Regions from separate parts of the Homo sapiens genome. Here all the other regions are linked to region 1. The links are chromatin contacts, found by Hi-C or POLR2A ChIA-PET in ENCODE. All regions are on one chromosome and are shown on one strand. Each heading gives the region's core, a stretch centred on a gene start or an enhancer-like site at or near the end of the contact. The rest is flanking DNA. Distances are from core to core; before and after follow the strand shown.

Region 1 (2,736 bases), core at 35-2,534:
ATTGATTTAATTACCATTCTCATCAGGTGTCCCTGTCATCTCAGCTTATGATAAGGAATCTTTTCAAGATGCTTCACCTCATCACTCTCTAGGTAAAGGGGGACAGAAAAGGATGCTGCTTACATATACGAATCCCCATCTTTGCTCAGATATTATGTCTAAGGGCCTAAGGACTGGATAATCTTATTTTTTCTGTGGCTTGATCCTTTCCAACATTTAATCTATGGAGGTTGTGAGGATAACAATGAAAAGGCAAGTTTAAGCTTGGACTGTAGATACTTTTCACTGGGTGGTTTTATTTTATTATGCTTCATTGTGAACCAGAGCCTCTGTGAACATATGACTTATAGGCCCTCAGGCTTCCACTGTGTCCCTTTCCCTGATTCGTCCTTCTTCACTGCATGCCCTGGTGTTGGGTGAGGGAGCAGGCTTTATGTGATGTCATTTTCTCAGAGCCCTGAGCTGGGAAATTCAAGAGTCTCCATGATTCCTAGTTAGGCATGGAAGAGACCCTAACTGGTCCCTCAGGAACATGTTTGGTTGGTCAGAGGTAACTCTTATAGAATCTATGATGGCTTAGTCGTTCACTCTTCCTAGAAAAGACCTCTTTAAAAAGGCCTTTTGGTTATATACGGCCTGAGTTTTAAGTAATATTTGCAATGTTGATTCTCTGGTAGAAGAGAATGAAAAGTTGTGAGTGCTCTTGGAAGAGTGCCGGACAGCTGTAGTGATGGGAAAAGTATTGGCCTTGGAGTCAGACCTGTGTTTACTTCCTGGCTCTGCTATTTTCTAGTTGTATGACTCTATGCAAGTAACTTCTCATCTCTGAGCATTAATTTCTTCACCTGTTTGACATAGACAATGTCTGCCTCACAAAGTTGTGATATGTTAATGTATGTGGGATACCTATCTCAGGACCCAATACTTAGTCTTTATAAAACACTAAATGAATTGGTTTTCTCATGTATGTCTTATGGTTTTGCTGGTGATGGACCAATAGTCATCTTCCATCTTCACTTTAGAGGTGGGGGAAAAGGGCATTAGAGTGATTGTGTGGTAAAATCCACTCTAATTCTAGCTGTGAGAAAAAGAGCGGTGAAAATGTGGTAAGCAATTGCTTCTAAAAAGCTTGGACTAAAAGCGCTTGATGGATTTGTGCTGGCTTCCCGGTAGACTCATCTCTGTACTGCCCGCACAGCACAATTAATTGTTGTTACTAGAGAAGGAACAAATAAAGAAAAGAGAGAGAGCAGACATAAAAACATCCTTTCATCTTTCTGAAGACAGTCCCCTTTGTCAGATCAGTGGAGCTGTACCTGTGAATCACCTTGGGAAAGCACAGTGTGGGTAACTAGAAGGAAGGTCTTGTGGCTCATTTTGTACCCACTTCCTGGGCTGGGGAAATATCTAAACTAACCTTTCTTACTTGTCAATATCTACTACCGTTCACCATGCATCTTCACAGATGAGGGCCTCTTTCTCACATCTTCACTCCAAACACATTACTGTGTAGACAGCCACTTATTTTCTGGGAAGAAAACTTTGCAAAGCAGTAGCAGAATAAAGTCGAGGGTAAACAGAGGCCATGGAAAAGCACTAGAGTTTGAGTGCAGAGACATGAGTCTGAGCATGAGCAGTGAATAGCTCATGAAACACTCAAGTTGCATTCTCCTTATGTGGAAATAAAATAAGTCATGGTTGTTCTATGCACGTGGCACCTGACCTTGGGTCCTTATTGCTATGCTGCTAGAGTCTATGAATCAAGATTTGCCAGTTGTGATCTTGAAATTTAGTCAGATTAAAAGGGAACTCTGACTTTGAGGGTGAATGCCCCAAGTGGGCATCTTATTCTCCTATGGATTCAGCTTGTTAGGCAGAATGGAAGTGGAGGTCATAGATTTTAGGGTTTTCTCCTGGGATTGAATCCAGCTGAAGCAGGAATGATTCTGGGTGAGCTATATAACGTCTCTGAGCATTAGTTTGTCATTTTCTTACATAGGAATAGAGTTATTGCCAGATTTGGAGATAGTACATGTTGCAATGTGGTTGACACAGAATAAGCTTTCAATAAATGATTGGTATTGTTGTTGTTGTCGTTATTATCTATAACTACAATAATTTCCCTAGCCTTATTTTATAGGGATAGGTTGTGGCAACATGAAATGTGACTTGGAAAACTGATTTGCACTAGATAGATAGAAACCATGTTTTTCTATCTATATAATGAACAATGTCATTTAAGAAAGCTTAGAGGCAATTCCACCAGCACCATCTTCTTTTTTATTTCCATTCCTAGATTATTTGCCCTCAAGTCTTTGGTAATTTCTTTTTGCCACATCTCTTGAATGTTTCTTCTTTACTATATTCCATCTATTATTACCATAAGTCCAACGTTCATCACCTCCTGCTCCACTGTTGTTCCTGTCTCCTGGCTCTCCTAGAGCCTTGGTTCTCAAAGTGTCATTCACAGAGCAGCAGCATCACCCGAAATGCGTCATCTCAAGATCTACCAAGACCTCCTGAAGCATGAGGCATGTTCACCCCCGTGTTGTAGGACCTCCATATAACTCATTTAACTACTTCTCCTGCTCAGAGTACATGCTTGGCCAGTGCGTGTTTGTTCTGCCTCCAGAATGTTTTCTGACTCTGATTGCTATCATTACTTCTTTTGAATCTACCTAAATTCAAGTTACCATCCATTGCCATGACTATGGCAATAGTCTCTGAAATTGTCTT
Region 2 (2,700 bases), core at 126-2,625, 400 kb before region 1:
GAAATTTCATTTCTAACACAAATTAATCATTAATATTTAAAAGCTTATACATAGTAATAGCTATGAACCTTTGCATATCCCTTACCATTTATAAGGCAAACGCTTTCACATATGTGATCTCATTTTGTAATTAGCATTCACACTTTACAGATGAGGAAAGTGAGGCTTAGTGAGATTAAGTTAGTAAACTCAGATCTTCTGACCCTAGGCCAAGTCTCGAGTTGTTCTCCCCACCCCGCCCCCAACATCACTTTGCCTCTCATTGTCTTCTCATTTAAATCAGCATTCTTCTCACTACCTCTAGACAAACGCTTTGTTTTTTTAATGTGTCCATCAGAATTAAGCAAAAAAGCCATTTCAAGTGTTTATTTCTCTTACTGGGAGGGTATGCAAAAAGTTTGGAAACCACTGATTTAAGGTCTAAAGGGTCAAGCTTGAAGCTTGGAGTGGTCACTTCTAGAAGATCTGAACTCCCTGTCATCCTGGGGTTCCCTGTGTCAGTTTAATGGGGCAGGGGGAGACATCCAGTCTCTAACATACTTTTCTTTTCTAAATAAATGTAATGCCTAAGTGACACACAGATACCTGTAATACCTGTTGACACCAAATCAACAGATTGCTGGGAGAGTCAAGGAGAAGAAAGTTTCGTTACTCCCTAGGGCTTGTTGGTGAGAAAACACATGTGAGTCTTTAAATTGAAAGTGTCAGAGACGTGTTGTTCCACCAAGGGAGGAGTGGGGGGCAGTTGGCCAGCTTACTTTAACACGACTCTGAAGATAAGTGCTTGGTAAGCACTGTATTTGTATTTTTGCTTTTTGCCACTTCAGGCAACCTACCTACTGCCAATTACAAGTTGAAAAGCTTTGGAGATAGTTTGTATAGAAGGTCCTCTGCCTACAGAAACTTCTGGGAGGCTGAGTACCCTAAAAGAGATGTGCATCCGATGAGGTTGTGTCTGATTCTCCTCCAGGTTTGGACAGACCCAATTCTAGTTTCCCATTAGGGCCCAGATCCTGCCCACAGTCTGGGGGCTAGAGAGGCTAATCTCAAAGGGCTAGAAATGAGTCAGTTTCCACGCTCAACATCAGGCGTGTGGCTTCCTGAAGCACAGACGAGGAAGCGTTGAATTTCAAAGAGCAAATTTTTTTTTTCTTTGCATACCATATCCGGAACTGAAACCACCAATTCATTTCACTTAAGATTTTGCACTATACTCAGATCATCAATAACATCCCAGAGATAAGATACCAAGATTTTCTCAATGCAGACATTCTGTCTTCCTCTCTTTCTGTCTTTTGGTGATGACTGTTATTGAATTCTTCTTCTTTTTCTTCTTCTTTTTGAGTCCTAACAACACAAAATTCGGAAGCCTTTGTTTTTTTCATAGGTGTCTGTGAGTACTAGAAGTCAAATGTCCAAAAATCTGCTGAGACTTTCACCTTGCTCATAACTTTCTGCTTTCCCTTGCTAGTCAGGTGTGTGTAAGATCACAGATCCAGCATTCCACTCAAGGGGGTAACTAGATTTGCTGAGGGCTCGCTGAGGTAACCAGTCACCTCACTAAACAGTGAAAGTGGTTGAAAGATGGAGTCTGTGGCAGATTCATGCAAACTACCCTCACAATGAGAAAAGCAATGGAAAATACTCACATCCTCCTGATGCTGCTGTAACATCAATATGTTAGGAGGAAGGAAGATTCCTACATATCACAGTGCAATTTATAAACCACTTTCACATTCGTTCTGTCTTGATTCTTACCGGAACTTTTGAGATCAGCCACACAAGCATTATTCTTCCCATTTTAGAGATGGGGGCACACAACACTAACAAAAGTAGAAAGATGGACCTAAGCAGTGACAGTGACAGAGCCAGAGGCCTCCGATTAGACCCCAGCTTTATTGATTCTAAGTCCAGTATTCTTGTAACTGCTGTCTAACCTTATGTATAATATAATATTACATCATAATCCATGACCTAATGTTACACAGTCATTTGTTGACATTTTAAAATTTCAAGTTCTTGCAGGTCAGAGTTAATGGTTGTTGGTCATTACTTTGGTATAACCCTTGCAGGCCTCTGCTTAGTTTATTCAAAAAGTGGGGGAATGGCATTAAATTCTGTGTTGCTTTCAGTTCTAACATTTTGTGAGTCTATGTGTCATCCTTGGAATTGCCCAAAAGTGTTACCACAGTGTTCACCACGGAGCATCAGTTCCCAGGATGACAGTAGTTTTAGGTAAAAATTGACACCACCATCAAATAAGTTTTTAAAAAGAAGGATTGGCCAGGTGCGGTGGGTCATGCCTGTAATCCCAGCACTTTGGGAGGCAGAGGCAGGTGGATCACGAGGTCAAGAAATCGAGAGCATCCTGGCCAACATGGTGAAACCCCCGTCTCTACTAAAAATACAAAAAAATTAGCTGGGTGTGGTGGGGCACACCTATAGTCCCAGCTACTCGGGAGGCTGAGGCATGAGAATTGCTTGAACCTGGGAAGCGGAGGTTGCAGTTAGCCAAGATCATGCCACTGCACTCCAGCCTGGTGACAGAGCGAGACTCCGTCTCAAAAAAAAAAAAAAAAAAAAAAGCAGGATTATTCCAAATGAAACAGGTTGCTTTGCTACAGCCCTTCTCAGAGCCTTTGAATGTAAATCTACAGGGAGGAAATATGGATACACAACATTCCTCTTTACTTGGCCCTA
Region 3 (2,753 bases), core at 232-2,731, 470 kb after region 1:
AGTTTAATTTATAGAAAAGGCAATTTTAGATTTGAAATAAAATTCCTACATTAACTGAAAAATTAATTAAATATAAATTTAAAATCAAAATTAAAAACCCTTTGACAACTTTAGATCTCTCTCTCTTACACACACACGCACACACACACATACATCTAAGCTTTATTGTCTTTGCTCTACTAACAGTTCAGCTCCCTGTAATTCAGTTTCTATCCCCACCTCTCCACTTACACCACACTTCTGAACATCACCAGTGACCTCTTTGATGTTTAATACACTTAAGACTCTTCAGTCCTTATCATTCTTGAGCTCTTGCAGCATTTAAAGATGTTGACTCTATCTTTGTTTCATTTGACTTCTATAGCACCGTACACTCTGGGTTTTCTTCCTATCGCTGTACACAACTTTCTACCGTTTTTAATAGATTTCCTCTCTTCATTCCTTAAATTCTCCATTTTTCTTGAGTTCTGCCCTAATCTCCCTTCTTGTCTCAATCTGTACTCCTGAGTTATTTCATCTGCTTCCGTGAGTACAAATATCATCTGTGTGCTGAGAACTCTCTGGCCAAAATCTGCAGCTGGATCTCTCTGTAAGCTCCAGATATGTATCTATCATTTTAGCCTGCAGTCTTCATAGATTGGCCCATAGGCCCACAAATGCAACAGTTTCAGACAGAACCCAAGGTGTTCCCTTTTAAACCTGCTCCTCTCTGTGTTCCTTTTCCATGAATGGCATTACCTTGTTGCTCCAACCAAAGGCACAGGAGCTGGCCTGTATCCTTCCTCTTCCTTCAGTATCCCCTCTTATCCACTTATTAACCAATTTCTGACATAATACTTTGGCTTCCTTTATATCTTCTTTCATTTATGAGACAAGTTCCTTCAGTGTTTTCTAGTGACTTTTCATTACTTGGAAGAGACAGTTCATACTCCTCACACTACCATGTAAAGAGCTCATAGCCACATGCACACACATGCACATCCACTTGTGCACACATACCTAAACACACACCCAAAACAGAGAGATTGTCTCATGCCTGTGGCTGGGTAAACACTTGTCCTTGATGGAATGTGTAGCTTTCCCATCTCCATCCCAATCACCTAGCCAAAAACTCTCCTCCTTCAGGCCTCCATTTAGACATCACTTTTCCCTCAAGTATGTGTGATTCTTGTGCCTTATCCTCCCCATCATCCTGTAATAGCATCCTCTGCTTTTCCTCATCATAGCATTTAGAAGACTGTATTTAAATTACCTATTTGACACATACCTCAGTAGCTATACATTTTCCCTAAGGGGAGGGTTGATGTCTTGTTTCTCATTGCATCCTGCAGTAAGCACCGAGTAAGTGTTTCTTGACTCTGGGGCTGTACTGAGTTGAAGAAGGATGACATCACTGACTACAGAACCCTTTGTATAAGCATCAAAGGGGTAGCAGTGGGGTAAATGATCACATCCTGGCTAAATGGTTCCGATTCCTACAACCCTGCAGCACGCCCCCCCGGCTCTAAACCTTTTAGTCATTTCCTGTGAATCTTGCCAGCACTCATTTCATTTTTTGTTTTTTCCATTTTCTTCATCTTTCCCACATAGTATAGACCAGAATGAATCAAGGTCTAACTTATGCTGACTGTCCGTGTTGCATCATCAGTCTTTGGGGCCCCTTCTCAGTTTCTGTGGCTGCTCTTGTGCCTGCTGACTCCATCCCTGTAGACCTTGCTGTTCCTCCCAGTCTGTGGCCACTAACCTCAGTTATTTTTACTGAATGTGTTACCTCATCCATAGTGAGTCTTTTGTTGTTGTTGGGTTTTTTTTTTAGCAACAATGTATTTTTTAATTAAGGTATGTACATTGTTATTTTAGACATAATGCTATTGCACACTTAATAGACTACCATATAGTGTAAACATAACCTTTACTGCACTGGGAAACCAAAAAAATAAGTGTGACACACTTTATTCAATAGTCACTTTATTGCAATGTTCTGGAACCCTTTTTGTTGTTGTTGTTGTTGAACGGTTATTATAACATGTCTGATTTAGAGGAAAGTACACTGAACTGAAAATCAGGAAAGCTGGGCCCAGGGGGCTGGCCTTGAGCAGCTGACTAAGCCTGTACATTTAATTCAAAAAGAGCTACTCAGGTTATTCCCTTAATCGGTCTTATACTTTATGACAGTAAGCACTTACCTCGTTCTGTCACATGGTGTGGCCAGATTATGCATGTACTATGATTCAAAACATTCACGTAAATAAATCTTCCTAACATACAAGAATTATGTGTCTGTGGTGCTTTCCAGCTTTTGATGTGCTTGCAAACCCATTTTCTCATTTAATCCTCACAAAGTTGGAAACCAGCTCACTTACTTATTCATGTTTACAGGAATAATCAACATTGATGCCAATAATTTTGATTATATATTTTAAAAATCTCATGAAATTGGTTTTAAAAGAATCATTTATTAGACAAAAAGAGTGAACCTATCAACAGGCAATTCACAGAAGAGAAAATAAAAATAACAAATGAACCAATGAAATGATGTTCAAATTATTTAAAGAAATACAGTTTAAAATATTATTTTTTCATTCTCAGACCAGCCGGCATTTATAAGTTCAATGCTTGGTATTGGCAAAAGTATGGGAAGCATGTACTCACATGGGCTTGTGATAGGAGTACAAATTAATACAACCTTTTCGAAACAAAATTTAGCACTATCTTTCAAAATTTTAGGTGTGCACTATTTTTGACCCTGCAAC
Region 4 (2,794 bases), core at 94-2,593, 260 kb before region 1:
TACTGTATTTCCCCAATCTTTTTATCTTAATAAACAACCCTTCCCCCAGTTCTCAAGCTTAAAGATAAAGAATTATCTTTCATTCCTTCCTATTTCTTAACCCCCTATCCAGTTACCCCCTATCACCAGAAACAAGTCTTGTGAGTCCACCCCCAAAATTAATTGTGCACATCTCTGCACCCCACTGCAACAACCCTAGTCTAAAATAGTCCCATTAAAGCTCCTCTAGAACATTTTTTCTGCTTTCTTTCTCATTTCCTTACAATCACTTTTCCAAAAAGCAGCCAAAAGGATCTTTCAAGAATATAAATCAGATTTTACTCCCCTGCTCTTTGCCATCCAATGGCTTCCCACTAAACTCAGCAGAAAATACCAATTCCACACCATGGCCTCAAAGCCCTCTCTGATATGATCCCTGCCCTCCTTTCTGCCTTTGTCTGCACCTGCACCTCGCTACCCCTTTTCTACCCCTCTCAAGTTCTCTAGGCTCTCCCAGTTCTTCCCCGTCACTCAGTCTCCACCAGTTACTCTTTCTCTCCACCCTAAGCAGTTGCCCTGGCTGGCTCCTTCTCATTCTTCAGATGCCAGCTTAAATGTCACCTCCTCACAGAAACCTCCTCTGCCCACCAATCTAAAGTAGCTCTCCATTCCCAACCAGTAATTCCCCATTCCATCAGCCAACCAACATATACACTGTTTACCTTTACACACAGAGAGAAAATGTAAATTCCATGAGGGTAGGAGATTTCTATGCCTTGATTTTGCTGTATGTGTTATGCCTAGCCCAATGTTTAACACACAGTAGGCATTAACTAAATATTTGTTAAATAAATAAATTAATGAATACACAAATGAGTGGGTGATAAAGGTAGGGTAAAGAGATTGATGTTTCAAAGTTCCCTTCTGGCCTTAACATTTTAGGACCCTGTGGTTTCAAGAGCATAATTTTGTACTTACTGATGTGGGCTCAGCTCTTAAAGTAGAGTGGAATTTAGAGGGGAAGGAGATGAATGAAGTTGCCAGGATCCAGCAGCAGGCTGGGGAGACTCCCTGGAAGAAGTGGTAGATACACTGGGCTTTTCAGCCTTCAATATTACTTAACAAAAGGCATTTGTCATCTTACAAAAAGGTTTACCCTAATCTCCATTTCAGTTGCCAACTACTCTTCTACATTTAAAATGTGATCATGTTTATAAAAACTTGATGGGCACACTTTTCAGGAACATCTAGTTTCTAAGCTGCACTGTCCTTACATGCCCTTGGGCATAGGTGTATGCTGATTAGCAGGTTTAATTTGACACAGATAAAGAACACGAAGAATTTGCCCAGAGGCCCATTGACCCCCCCTGCTGGCTCCATATCTGAAGGAAGGATCTGTTCCATACCTCAGAGAAGACCCACTTAGGACAGGAAGTGAGTCATCTATGTTCCACAGAGGACCTATCACAGGTTGGACTATACTAAATGTGAAACAGATTAAACTGGAACAAAATCATGACATATTTGTTCCCTCCCACAGTGTGAGACGTTTCATAACCTCTTGATACTTTACCCTGATAACTTTGAGAGCTGGAGAGGTCTTCAAAAATCACTTGTATGTCTCTCTCTTGTTCTGTAGATGGGGAAACTGAGGCCAGAAAGGCTGGTGCCTTATCCAAGTTCACACAGCAGGGGTAGCAGGAGATCCCTGTCCTGAAGCCCAGACAAATATTCCATAGAAGCATACATATACAAGCTGATTTTTAAGAGAAAACCTATTGTGTCCTTTTGTTTAATCGTCATAAATAACTTGATGATCTATTTGTTTAATTTTTTTTTTTTAAAAGACAGAGTTTTTCTCTTTTTACCCCAGGCTGGAGTGCAATGGCACAATCTCAGCTCACTGCAACCTCTGACTCTTGGGTTCAAGCAATTATCCTGCCACAGCCTCCTGTGTTGCCAGGATTACAGGCGCGTGCCACCACGCAGGGCTAATTTTTGTATTTTTAGTAGACACGGGGTTTCACCATCTTGGCCAGGCTGGTCTTGAACTCCTGACCTCGTGATCCACCCGCCTTGGCGTCCCAAAGTGCTAGGACTACAGGTGTGAGTCACTGCACCTGGTCTATTTGTTTACTTTTTAATCATTGAAAAATAAAGTTTTAGCAAGTAATCTCTAGTGATACTGAGGTTTTAGGACAACTTGAAGGAATCGGCTTAAAATGTTAGAAGCTGTCACATAATAAAATAGTAAGACAACCCAGACCAACTTATAAGAAGAGGTAAATGTTATTTTAACTATCAGGAAAGAGTTATATCATTTTCAAAACAACCAGAAGAACTATTTTTTCTCATTTTAATGTCTATAGTTAGGATTCAGAGACGATCACTTGTGATTTTCAGCAACTTAAAGTTTGTATGAGATGGGAAAGCCATAGAGGGAAGCATGCCAATCTTTTAAACTGTTACACATGAAGCGTTAGAGACTGGAGTGCAGCTATTAACTTAAAAAAGGAAAGAAAGTGGTTTATGCTAGCTTTTTCAACTGTCAAATGATCAGTTGGAATTTAGAGAGTAACAGTGTTTCAAGACAGAGATACATTTAAACATCATGGTGCTTGACAGGCAAACAGGAATCATTTGCCCAATTCCTTTAGAACTAGTCTTAAAAAAAAAATGCAACAAGGCCTCTCAAATTGCAGGAGAACTAAAAAACGAACCTCACTCCCTGATTTACCCTTCCGGATCTGTATTCTCCAGAGTCACCAGCTCCTGCAGGTCTCTGGGGCCAGAGAGAGCGAGCGCTGAGCCTGGA
Region 5 (2,787 bases), core at 51-2,550, 330 kb before region 1:
TTCTTTCTTTCAATAAATATTCATTAAGCTCCTCCTATATACCCAGAACTGGATACCAAGGCAAACAAAGCAGGCATAAAGCTTATTGGCTACTGAGCGAACAGTCATAAAATAAAAAATAAGCACAGAAATATATCTAAAATCACAAATTATGATTTGTGATGAGAGAAAAAGTATACGATAGTGTAAAGAAACATAACAGAAGGGATGGCATAACCTACATGGTGGGTCCGATCCGTCCTTTCTGAAGGAGTGATCCTTATGCTGTGAGCCAGAAAAAAAAAGCGAGAGGCAAGCAGGCATCAAGACCAGCCTGAAGGCCCCAAGACTGGAAAGTGGGTGGCCAGTATAGAAGAGGAAGGACAAAAGAGGGGGTCAAGGGGAAAGGCAAGGGCAGACTATGTGACCTTCTAAGCCATGGCAAGAACTTTGAACTTGATTCTAAGTACAGTGAGAAGCCATGGAAGAGTTTTTGTTTGTTTGTTTGTTTGTTTTGTTTTTTTGAGAAGGAGTTTCGCTCTTGTCACCAGGCTGGAGTGCAGTGGTGCTATCTCGGCTCACTGCAACCTCCGCCTCCCAGGTTCAAGTGATTCTTCTGCCTCAGCCTCCCAAGTAGCTGGGACTACAGGCGCCAGCCACCACACCTGGCTAATTTTTTATTTATTTTTTATTTTTTTGTATTTTTAGTAGAGACGGGGTTTCACCATGTTGGCCAGGATGGTCTCGATCTCTTGATCTTGTGATCCACCCACCTCGGCCTCCCAAAGTGCTGGGATTATACACATGAGCCACTGAGCCCGGCCCATCAAAGAGTTTTAAACAGGGAAGAGTTGTGATCTAATTAACATTTTAAAAAATGTATCCCACTAATTGTGGAAATGGATTGGACAAGGGTGAGAGACTATTTACTGAAGTTACTGTAAAAGATGATTGAATAGAGTCTAGGGAGGTTTAAATCCCAGTTACCATAACTCAAACCACAAAGGCCTGTTTCTAAAAAAAATCATTACTTGTGATTTATAATCTAAAAAAACAGTATGCCATTTTATTAAGCAGAGTCATATTTTTTCAAATGTCTTATCAACTAAGATGACCCAAAGTCATGGGGGTTGGTTCAGGGCAATGCAATTTCTAGCTGGCATTCCTGGCCATCGTTTTCTACTTTCCAGGTTTTCCAAGAATAGTGGTTGAGAGGGGTAGTCAAAATTGGGGAATAAATATATAGGTCATTTGTATCTGATTCTCCCACCCAGCCTCAACCTCACTACACAGCAACAGCAACAAATGTCAGTGGCAGGAAGTACACAACAAGAAGAATTAACCACAATTTTTTTAATCCAAACTTACAAACATAGTCAGTCACACATACACATACAGTTGGTTTGAAGTGGAGTGAGGGGCGGTAGCCAGCCTTCTTACTTTTTAACCAATAGGATCTCATGTTAGCCATCAAAGCAACAGACTTTCAGTCAGTTGACCTTTCATGATAGAGGGTTTTGTGGGGAGAAGAGAGAGAAAGGAGAGAAAAAAAATTGAGGTTTTTGCATCATTTGTCATTCTAATAGTTGAAGACTGAATCAGTCTTATGTTGCAGACACATTAATTTGATTAAGATACAATCCATGGGTCATTCAGGCATGTAAAGTACTCTTGCTTAATTGCAAAATTAACAATAGAATAGGATAAATCATTACCAAACTGGAGGTTGTTCTGGGACTCATGGACTTTTTCCCTCACTCAATTCATTTTCTCCATCTAAAGTTCTTTTTGACACTTTGTTAAAGGAAAAATCGGGGCTAAGGCAACAGTAAGTGGCAAACCAACATTCAATTCTCAAGGCATTAGTTGAGGGACCTCATGCTCTCTCAGAACAGGAAATGCCGGTAGACCCATCTTACAAAAAGGATCGAAGAGTCCCTTCAGCTCCAAAGAGTTCATAACCATCTCATGATTCACAGAACTGTAGGAAGTTATCCAATGCCTCAAGACATCCACTCTGAAACCTGAAGCCTAAGATCCTAGTTTCCATTTTTATTATATAACTCCTTGTCTGCCATCTCATTTCTTTTCAGGAGCAGCCTAATTTTCAGGCCCTGAGCAACTTTTAGTCAAAAAATATCTACTATATTCCAGGCACTGTGGTAAGTGATAAAAATATAAAAACAAAGACTGTTCCTGGATCTCAACAAGCATTTCCTCTAGCTTGTCACTGAATTCCCTCCCTTCTGTGACTTCATGAGAGACACCTGGCTACAGCTTGGTGCCCACTGATGTGCTGTAACAGAAGCATGCACAGCACTATGGCAACACACAAAAGAAAATTAATCAAAGAGTAGGTGTGATTTCAGTTGGCCTAAAATTGAATTAGGAGGAGTTGACCATTCAGAGGAGAGAAGAGAGAATTCCCAGCAGAGGGAACAGCATGAATCAAGGTGGGGAAGTGCAGGGATGCAGGGGTTATGTGGTCATTACCCCTGCAAGAAGCAACCAGGTGCTTTCACTTATGTTGACAGGAAGTATCAGTGACCAAACATACAATCCAAATCTGGGAGAGTTAAGCACGAATCCCAGCAATATAGAGAAAGGAATTCTAGACTGGAATTCAGGAGACCCATTGTTCTTCTATCTAGAATATCATGTGACCCTGAGCTGGTGGCCATTTCATCTGAGCCTCAGTATCTTCATCTGCAAGATGGAAGTAAACATTTCTTCCCTATCTATTTTATAAGTCCCTTTGAGGGATAAGTGAGATCATGAACATGATAGGTTTAACTCAATTCAGGAAAT

What was found. A loop is a pair of places that touch in the nucleus more often than their neighbours do. ChIA-PET counts read pairs that join two places held with the same protein, here RNA polymerase II (POLR2A). Pooled maps may share reads with other maps.
Region 2: a loop to region 1 is called in a map of naive thymus-derived CD4-positive, alpha-beta T cell, with 2.5 times the contacts of the local background. The contact joins two enhancer-like sites. A Hi-C loop is called at or near these places in 1 of 168 maps with a recorded cell type or tissue (naive thymus-derived CD4-positive, alpha-beta T cell) and 10 of 50 pooled maps. POLR2A ChIA-PET finds 5 or more read pairs at or near these places in 1 of 52 experiments (activated CD4-positive, alpha-beta T cell).
Region 3: a loop to region 1 is called in a pooled map, with 8 times the contacts of the local background. The contact joins two enhancer-like sites. A Hi-C loop is called at or near these places in 9 of 50 pooled maps. POLR2A ChIA-PET finds 5 or more read pairs at or near these places in 2 of 52 experiments (activated CD4-positive, alpha-beta T cell and activated T-cell).
Region 4: a loop to region 1 is called in a map of sigmoid colon, with 2.9 times the contacts of the local background. The contact joins two enhancer-like sites. A Hi-C loop is called at or near these places in 2 of 168 maps with a recorded cell type or tissue (ascending aorta and sigmoid colon) and 5 of 50 pooled maps. POLR2A ChIA-PET finds 5 or more read pairs at or near these places in 2 of 52 experiments (PC-9 and activated CD4-positive, alpha-beta T cell).
Region 5: a pooled map shows a loop between it and region 1 (2.8-fold over the local background). The contact joins two enhancer-like sites. A Hi-C loop is called at or near these places in 4 of 50 pooled maps. POLR2A ChIA-PET finds 5 or more read pairs at or near these places in 3 of 52 experiments (CD8-positive, alpha-beta memory T cell, activated CD8-positive, alpha-beta memory T cell and activated naive CD4-positive, alpha-beta T cell).

What each region holds. Positions count from the first base shown.
Region 1 is chr3:188,321,952-188,324,687 of GRCh38, forward strand. All of the region lies in intron 2 of LPP (LIM domain containing preferred translocation partner in lipoma), which reads left to right. Among named protein-coding and RNA genes, the nearest start is that of FLJ42393, 140 kb to the left of the region's middle. Within about 2 kb of position 1,285, at least 4 of the 41 ENCODE cell types and tissues checked have a DNase peak (open chromatin) inside an H3K27ac peak, as active enhancers do.
Region 2 is chr3:187,918,141-187,920,840 of GRCh38, forward strand. No RefSeq gene overlaps it. Among named protein-coding and RNA genes, the nearest start is that of LINC01991, 57 kb to the right of the region's middle. RefSeq lists an enhancer at 1,118-1,297. Within about 2 kb of position 1,376, at least 7 of the 41 ENCODE cell types and tissues checked have a DNase peak (open chromatin) inside an H3K27ac peak, as active enhancers do.
Region 3 is chr3:188,787,295-188,790,047 of GRCh38, forward strand. All of the region lies in intron 9 of LPP (LIM domain containing preferred translocation partner in lipoma), which reads left to right. Among named protein-coding and RNA genes, the nearest start is that of MIR28, 100 kb to the left of the region's middle. Within about 2 kb of position 1,482, at least 2 of the 41 ENCODE cell types and tissues checked have a DNase peak (open chromatin) inside an H3K27ac peak, as active enhancers do.
Region 4 is chr3:188,059,981-188,062,774 of GRCh38, forward strand. No RefSeq gene overlaps it. Among named protein-coding and RNA genes, the nearest start is that of LINC01991, 85 kb to the left of the region's middle. Within about 2 kb of position 1,344, at least 5 of the 41 ENCODE cell types and tissues checked have a DNase peak (open chromatin) inside an H3K27ac peak, as active enhancers do.
Region 5 is chr3:187,992,956-187,995,742 of GRCh38, forward strand. It overlaps LOC107986166 (a long non-coding RNA gene), which reads right to left. Exons shown (of 5, transcript XR_001741061.2): 5 at 1,318-2,787. Among named protein-coding and RNA genes, the nearest start is that of LINC01991, 18 kb to the left of the region's middle. Within about 2 kb of position 1,301, at least 2 of the 41 ENCODE cell types and tissues checked have a DNase peak (open chromatin) inside an H3K27ac peak, as active enhancers do.